Regions from separate parts of the Mus musculus genome. Here all the other regions are linked to region 1. Evidence: chromatin loops called from intact Hi-C (ENCODE). Cell type or tissue: left cerebral cortex. All regions are shown on one strand.

Evidence for each region. A loop is a pair of places that touch in the nucleus more often than their neighbours do. Peaks named below come from ENCODE experiments on the same cell type or tissue, not always from the same donor. Only the 100,000 strongest peaks of a DNase experiment are listed, where the experiment ranks them.
Region 2: it touches region 1 in a loop (2.6-fold over the local background); 3 of 42 quality-filtered maps call a loop at or near these places.
Region 3: it touches region 1 in a loop (2.9-fold over the local background); 13 of 42 quality-filtered maps call a loop at or near these places.

The regions. Positions count from the first base shown.
Region 1 is chr10:95,563,070-95,565,569 of GRCm38, forward strand. Nudt4 (nudix (nucleoside diphosphate linked moiety X)-type motif 4) reads right to left here and starts at 1,077. Exons shown (of 5, transcript NM_027722.5): 1 at 593-1,077. The coding sequence starts at 688. In left cerebral cortex, a CTCF peak has its summit at 1,049; DNase peaks (open chromatin) are centred at 413, 1,145 and 1,690; H3K4me3 peaks cover 1,742 bases; H3K27ac peaks cover 1,655 bases.
Region 2 is chr10:95,939,407-95,941,906 of GRCm38, forward strand. Eea1 (early endosome antigen 1) reads left to right here and starts at 1,257. Exons shown (of 29, transcript NM_001001932.3): 1 at 1,257-1,566. The coding sequence starts at 1,543. In left cerebral cortex, a CTCF peak has its summit at 1,324; DNase peaks (open chromatin) are centred at 1,231 and 1,780; H3K4me3 peaks cover 2,058 bases; H3K27ac peaks cover 1,024 bases.
Region 3 is chr10:95,683,932-95,686,431 of GRCm38, forward strand. No RefSeq gene overlaps it. Among named protein-coding and RNA genes, the nearest start is that of Gm47708, 45 kb to the right of the region's middle. In left cerebral cortex, a CTCF peak has its summit at 1,435; DNase peaks (open chromatin) are centred at 1,115 and 1,326.

The DNA.
Region 1 (2,500 bases):
CTAACTTTTTTTCCTCTATCAGTTCATTTTAGGCGTGGCAGCGCTACAAGATTTCCCCCAGCTACCAAGTGACTGAACTATCCAGAGCAGGATGAAAACGGAATCATTTTAAAACCGAATAGAACTGAAGTGAAATAAAATAGGCTCTCCCAGAGATTACTCCAAAGGTCCCTATCCGTCCAAAGCAGGGCGAAGGGTCGGGTAAAATCACACGCCGCTCCTTCCCAGATGTCAAGTCACACCGCAGAACAGCCTTGAGAAACCAGAAGAGCGAGAGATGGCCGGGCTGAAAAGGGCAACTTCGCCCCGTTCCTGGCCTATCTTGTCCCTTCTGGCGTCATTCCACATCTCTCGCTGGCCATCTTTCGGTCGTCAGAAAAACTTTAAAAGCGGAGTCCGCTTTGCAAAAGGAGGTATCTACGTAATGAAGCCAACAGCTTGCGACCTAATGGGAGGTCTAAAAGGCAGGCTGGCGAACCCCGGAGGCCGATCTCCAGCTCCGGGCGTGGGGGTTGCCGGTGACCCGCAGGCCCGGGCGGTGCAGGGGGGTGCGGGATGAAGCCCGGTCGCCAGCCTTTGTCCCCGCGCTTACCTCGTCCTCCTGCTCGCTGCGGAAGCACAGGCAGGCCGCCCTCTTCTTGAAGCCCTCGCGGTCGTACGTCCGCGTCTGGTTGGGCTTGAACTTCATCCTAGAGCCGGGCTCCTGCAGCCGCTGCTCCGGCCGCCACCGTGGGGACCCGGCCGCCGCCACCCCGCCGGGGAGTCGGGCCGAAGGAAGTCGCGATGCTCGGGCGCCGGTGGGACGGGCGGCGGCGGCGGCACGGACACGGACGGCGAGGCCGGGCGGCCGCCGGGACGCGGGGCGGAACGCGGGTCACTGCAGTCCGGGCGCAGCGGTGGAAGCGCCGCCTCTGCTCCGGCGCCCGCCGCTCTCCATGGAGCCCGCCGCCGCTCGCAGCCACTCCTTGCTTGCACCCGCCGCCGCCGCCGCCGCCGGGGGAAGAGCGCGGCTCGTGGCTCGTGCCACGCGGAGACAGTTGGAAGCGACGGTGCAGACCGGGCAGAGACGCCGAGGATGCGCGCCGCCCCCTTCGCCCGCATTTAAGCGGGGCTCCCGCGCGCGCGCGCCGGCGCGCTCCCTCCTTTGGGCGCGCCAGTGCGCCTGCGCGCCAGGACCGTTGCCGGGCGGGGGTAGGGTGGGGAGCTGGGGGCGCGGCTTCGACCAGCCGGGGGGCGGGGCTCGAGGCCTAAGTCTAGGGCTCCGCCAGCTCTGCCCTGCCCGCGGGCGAGTGCTCCAGAGGCCTTTTTTTTTTGGGGGGGGGGGTGCGCTTTGTACAAGGCCAGGGAAGGGAAGCGAGCAGAGACCTCCTCGTTCTCCGTTTTAGAGGTCCGATAGAGTTCCCTTTAGGGACGGACCCCAGTACTGGGTCCTGGAGCCAAGGTCCCCGGAGCCATGGCAGGACTACTGAAGCATCGCGGTTAGCATTGCTTGTGAAGGCTAGGAAGGTTAAATTCATTGAGTTCTCTCTCTCCTCTCCCCTTCCTTCTCCCTCTCCCCACTTCCTCTGTTTCGATGAGAGTGCTTTTATGTGCTCTTGAAGAGTCAGCTGAGGCTTTGAAGTGGACTATAGCCAGTTGTCTGTGTTGTGGCATCCCCACCTCCGCTGACCCTCCAGAGTGCATTCATGAACACTGGTTATGGCTGTTATTCTGTGTGTATCTCATTCTAAGTAAGGCCATAGCAGTAAATCAGTGGGATGTTTGTTGTCTGGAAGCTTACAGTTTTAGGCACTTGGAACAACTCCCAATATTTCAGTGCTATTGAAGAGCCAAGATAGAAAGTAGGAGACCGGTGGGCAGTGGTGGTGCACGCCTTTAATCCCAGCACTTGGGAGCCAGAGGCAGGCAGATTTCTGAGTTCAAGGCCAACCTGGTCTACAGAGTGAGTTCCAGGACAGCCAGGGCTATACAGAGGAAACTCTGTCTCGAAAACCTAAAACCATAAACCAAAAAAAAAAAAAAAAAAAAGAAAGAAAGAAAGAAAGAAAGAAAGAAAGAAAGAAAAGAAAGAAAAAGAAAAAAAGTAGGAGACCTGACATCACTGGAATTCAAGAAAACCCCTAATCCAAATCAGGTGTGGAATCCCAGGTATGTGATCCCAGCACTTGAGAGCCCAAAACAGAAGGATTCGGAATTCAAGGCCATTCCCTGCCATTTAGAACTGGTGAGACTAGACTGGTCTACATGAGACCCTATTTCAAAACCCGAACTCCTAACCTACAGGAGCTTCACTTCCCACAGAACTGTTTAGACAGCCACATCCGTTTTGTTTTTCATTCCTGGAAGGCCTCCGGTGTGCCAGGCTCTGGCATCTTACAAAACCGGTCAGACCCTGCCCCTCCAGTCGAATAAGAACCTAAGAACAGAGAATTAGTGACCAATCACGGGGCGGAATATTAAATTGATTTGGGAGTAGTGGGTCTCGCAGATCTTTGACCAG
Region 2 (2,500 bases), 380 kb after region 1:
ACCCATGATTTTAAATTTCTCAAGAACAATGAACAGCACAAGCAATCTACACAATACAAAAATAGGACAAAGTTCTCAAATCTGGTAGCCCCCCCACCCCCACAATCCTGACCTAACAGCGTCCTGGAGGCCCCACCGACTCAGAAACTGACACTGCATTTAGCTTTTCCACAAGTCCCTAGGATTATTAGCTACAGATAGAGAAACCTTACCTGAGGTATTCAATGCTTTCCCCCACCCCACAATCTAGGCATCCCCAGTTCCCAGCCTTTCTGATTGCTCTCTCAGCTCCCAGGTCACTAGGTACTGTCAGTATCCCAAGTTTCACCTTGTGCAGTTTAGTCATCTAGAACCTGGCAGAGGCCTCCCAAGCACTGGAATTGCCTGGGAGAGAAACACTTATAACAGAGCAACCCCGAATGCACATTACAGAGAGTTTCTAGAGACAAAGAACACAGAAAACTCACATCCTAGCTGGCAGTTGAAGGAGGAAGCAAGCAAGTGGTTAAACAGAAGCCAAGGACACGAAGTTAGCTGGGGTATTTCTACCCCTTGCTTTTAGAACATAGTTAGGTGCTTTCCCACGGAAGGGCTAGTAAAAGTGTGTGTGTTTCAGCTTAAAACAAGGATGGCTCCAGCTGAAATAAGATGAAGAAACCTTTGCCCTGTCACAAAAGGATAAACCCAAACTTCTCTAGTTAATCCCAAACCCAGCCTCCTCCCATGTTTTATTGTTGCTCTGATTGCAATCAGAAGCAGGAAGGAAGCGGGTAACCTGGGTATGGAAAAGCAGGGGGAAGCCCAACACAGTTAAGTAAGCCTTGGTTTCTCGGGTCCACAATGGCTTGGAGTTTAGAGGTCGAATCAGCCTTTCCAGCCAAGAGGAGGATCCGGCTCGGGGTTGCTGCACTAAGAGCGCTAGCAAACTTCCATCCTAGGCTGGGGCTCAGCTGAAGTTAGCTCTAAAACCTGTTCTTCCATCCCCGTGTGGGGGACACCTCCAGGCGGGACCCGTGAGGTCCCCACGCATCTTCTCCATCAGAACACCAGGCAACCCTCAACATTCCCGAGCAGGGTCCGGCACCCAAGGTCCAAGCTCTCGGCGGAAGAAGCCAAGGCACCAGCTTCCTGTGGCCTGTCTCTCACACTAGCCCCGCTTCCGATTGGTCGAAGCCTCGGGCCGGCCCTCCCTCCGGCCCCGCCCTCCCCGCGGATGGACAGGCCGAGGAGGCGGGGCTGCAGCGGCTCCGCCCCTCGGCCCCGGGCGGGCGGGCCCGCCCAGCTGTCAGTTACGGGGGCGGCCCGGCAGGCGGGCGCTCGCTGGCTCCCTCCTCGCTGGCTCGTGCTCGTGAGCCTCTCGCCGCCTGTGGGGAAGTCGGGGCCGCCAAAGCCGCGTCCACCGCCGCCTCTTCCCCGCCCTCCTCCCTCCCGGCTCGGCTGCCGGCCCCTCGCGCCCTCCAGTCGTGAGTAACCCGCATAAGGGCGCGGAGAGTCCCCGCGGCGGCGGCGGCGGTGACGGCGGCGGCGGCGGCCGGCCAAACCATGTTTCGAAGGATCTTGCAGAGGGTAAGAGTGAAACCGTCCTTCCGGCAGCACGTGAGCGCGAGCGTCCGAGCCCGGCCGCGGGGCAGCCCGGGCTGGAGGGCGGGGGCGCTCAGAGCTCCGCTAGGCCCGGTGACAGCGTGCGCCGAGGCCTGCTGGTCCTGCCGGAGCCGGGCTGCGGGTGGGGCGGGGCGCAGGCCGGAGCCCGGAGGGCCTCCAGCCTCGGCTCCCGCGCTCGGGGCTGTCACCACGGGCTGGAGGGTGTGGTGCCCGCGCGCGCCCCTCCCCGCTCCCCGCTCCCGGCTCCGCGCCCGTGGGTGCTCGGCTGCGGGCGGCTGCGGGGCCCTTCCCTGCCCCAGCGTGCCACCACCTTCCCACGACACGCACCTGCCTGTCTGCCTCCTTACTCATCTATCTGCACGGTACAGGAGGGTCATGGGAGACCCGGCCTAGTCCTGGGACTTGAAGACGCTGAACTGCCAAAGTCGGTGGAGAAGGAAGATATTACTCACTGTTGGAAAGTTTCTTTTAAGAATTACAAGTGCATTTTCCTCTCCAAGACCCAGAACCTCATTTTAGTTATCCAGGACTAAATGGCTCAAACGGCAGATACACTCCAGTTTAGTTTCCACCAGGGCTATCTCAATGTAAAATCTGGGAAATCTTGAGGGTAAAAAGGTAAGAGCGTTGGAAAGCCGTAGATGTTTTGTTTAGGTACCAGTTCCTAGAATAACATAATTAAAATCGCTTCTAATAAGAGTTGCCTACTCAAGTGTTTTGGATAGCTTCCATTCGCTCCCTTCTGCAGCTGGTTAATGTAAAGAGATGTTACCTAGAGAGTAGGAGAATTAGTTCAAAGGACAAGAACTTACTGAATGTGTAGCATTTAGTTAAGAAATGTGCCAAGGAGGGTTGAGTCAGCCAGTACACAGGAAGGGAAGATTCTGTTTAGACAGCT
Region 3 (2,500 bases), 120 kb after region 1:
ACTGAGGCTGATGAGTCATGGGTTTGAGGCCAGCCTGGGCTACATAGTGAGTGCTAAGCTAGTTAGTAAAGAATGACCAAATTCTGTGGCAGCATGTAGTCATCAGATCGCTCAGGAGCAAATGGAAAGACAATTCTGACATCTGTCTATCATCTGCCTGTCTGTCTATCTATCTATCTATCTATCTATCTATCTATCTATCTATCTATCATCGATCTATCTATCTATCTATCTATCTATCTATCTATCTATCTATCTATCAGCTGTCTGTCTGTCTGTCTAATATATCTCTATAGGGTCTCACATATCTCAAGCTGACTAGAAACTAGCCTAGAATGACCCTGAACTTCCAGTCTCCTGCCTCTACTTCTCAAGTGCTAGGATTACAGATATATATCACTGCACCTGGGGTTTATGCATTAGATATTCAACCCAGGGCTTTGTGCCCACCAGGAGAGCACTCTACCCTCTGGGGCTCAACCCCAGCCCTCATGTGACATAACTACCCTATGCCAACCACTGTTGGCGCACAGGTCAGTGGTATCAAGTGTAGTACCATTGTGATCATCCCACCTTTACTTTCAGCATACTCTCCTGCCCTGCAACACTGCAGATCTGAATTCTTTAAATGAATCCCGACGTTCTCTGCCAGGCTCTAGTCCCTTCTATCCTTCTGCCCCCTGTCTCTGAGTCGCTGGCCCTTGGGACTTCACACTACTGGGATCATAGATTATTTCCTTTTTTTTTTTTTTTAAGATTTATTTATTTACTATATGTAGGTACACTGTAGTTGTCTTCAGACACACCAAAAGAGGGCGTCAGATCTTGTTACAGATGGTTGTGAGCCACCATGTGGTTGCTGGGATTTGAACTCGGGACCTTTGGAAGAGCAGTCAGTGCTCTTAACTGCTGAGCCATCTCACCAGCCCCTTATTTCCTTTTTTTTGCGCCAGGCTTGTTTCACTTAGCACAGTCTTCAGTGGAGTGTGTGTCTTTCATTCTATTTATAGCTGGCTGTTTCCAGGCTTTTGTTGTTGTTGTTTATCCATGCATCCCTTGACGGACACTTAGCTCAACCCCACGCGTCAGCTGTTTTGAATCAGGCTGCTTGACTATGCCTGCATACATATTTGTTCAAGCTCTTGTTGTCAGTTCTTTGAGGCACATACTCCAGAGTGCATTTGCCGGACCATATCATAGCCTTATTTTTTATTTTATTGTTATAAGGACAATAATTTTTATAGTTATGATTTCAGGGTGCAGCTAATGTGAAATGTGTTGTGTTAGCAAGTTCCCGTTTCTTGCCTTTACATTCCAGTAGCCTGTGGAGTTTGCAAATACAGATTCTCACAGGAGTCTTGTTACCATGGATACGGTGGAGGTGCTTTCAAAGTGGAACTAACCTCTAGGGGCAACTTACCCCTCTAGGATGAGCGATATAGAGGAAATCCTGGTGTGGAGGCTGAGGATTGCCTAAGCTCTTGGATTTAAGAAGCACAATTGCGGTGTCACGTGACCACGCAAGTTCAATGGCTATGGTTTGCCCCGTGACCTCTCCTTAGGGTCAAGTAACAGAGAAGAGAATAAGAAAACGCCCCCAATCCTCCCTCGCCAGAATACATTTATTAAACAAAACGCAAAAACAAAAAACAAACAAAAAACACCCAAAAAAACCAATCTCTACTTTTGACAATTATATATATAATGCACTTTTCTTGTAAGGTAATAAAAAATCAAGTCCATATAGCGAGAAAATTAAAGTCATTCGTAAGGCCATGCAACCCCACCCACTTCTTGTTAACTCTTCCCAGCTTACTCACTGTGCATAAGTACACTGAATAAACTTCCTGACCATAAGTCAGCTATGTTGTGAATGATTATATTTTGACATTTTCCTCCTTTGCTTGGGAAGAGTGTGAATTTTTAGACAAGACAGAGCAAAGTAGAACAAAACTACATCATTCTGATTTCTGTTCAAAACAAAAAATATGTACGGGGTCTTAAAATGAGCAAGCATAGCGTTCATTACTATTAGTTTGAAAAAAAAACGTATAAAAGGAGTAAAAATGGGAGTTAAAATTATTCTGCCTCCTGTGAACCTTCTTTTGTTCTTTCTTTTTGTGGGTGTATGTGTCATGTATGTGCACACGTGTGAAGAAGGTGCATGTGTGGATGCAGGTGCACACACCTGTGCACTAGGTCAGGCACACATGACTACACACATAGCGTTGCTCTGTGGGTGCTGGTGTCTTAACTCAGGCGCTTATACCTGAGCAGCCTGTACTCTTATCTGTAATCCACCCAGCCAGTGCCTTGGCTGCTCTCTTACACACAGACAGACAGACAGACAGACAGACGACACACCCACAGACATACACACTCTTCACATAACTGCACAAATGCCAGGTTGAGCATCCCTCATCCTCATCCAAAGACTTGGGACCAGAAATGTTTAAGACTTTGAAAGCTCTTGTTCAGGGATTAATTTTTGAACAATGTG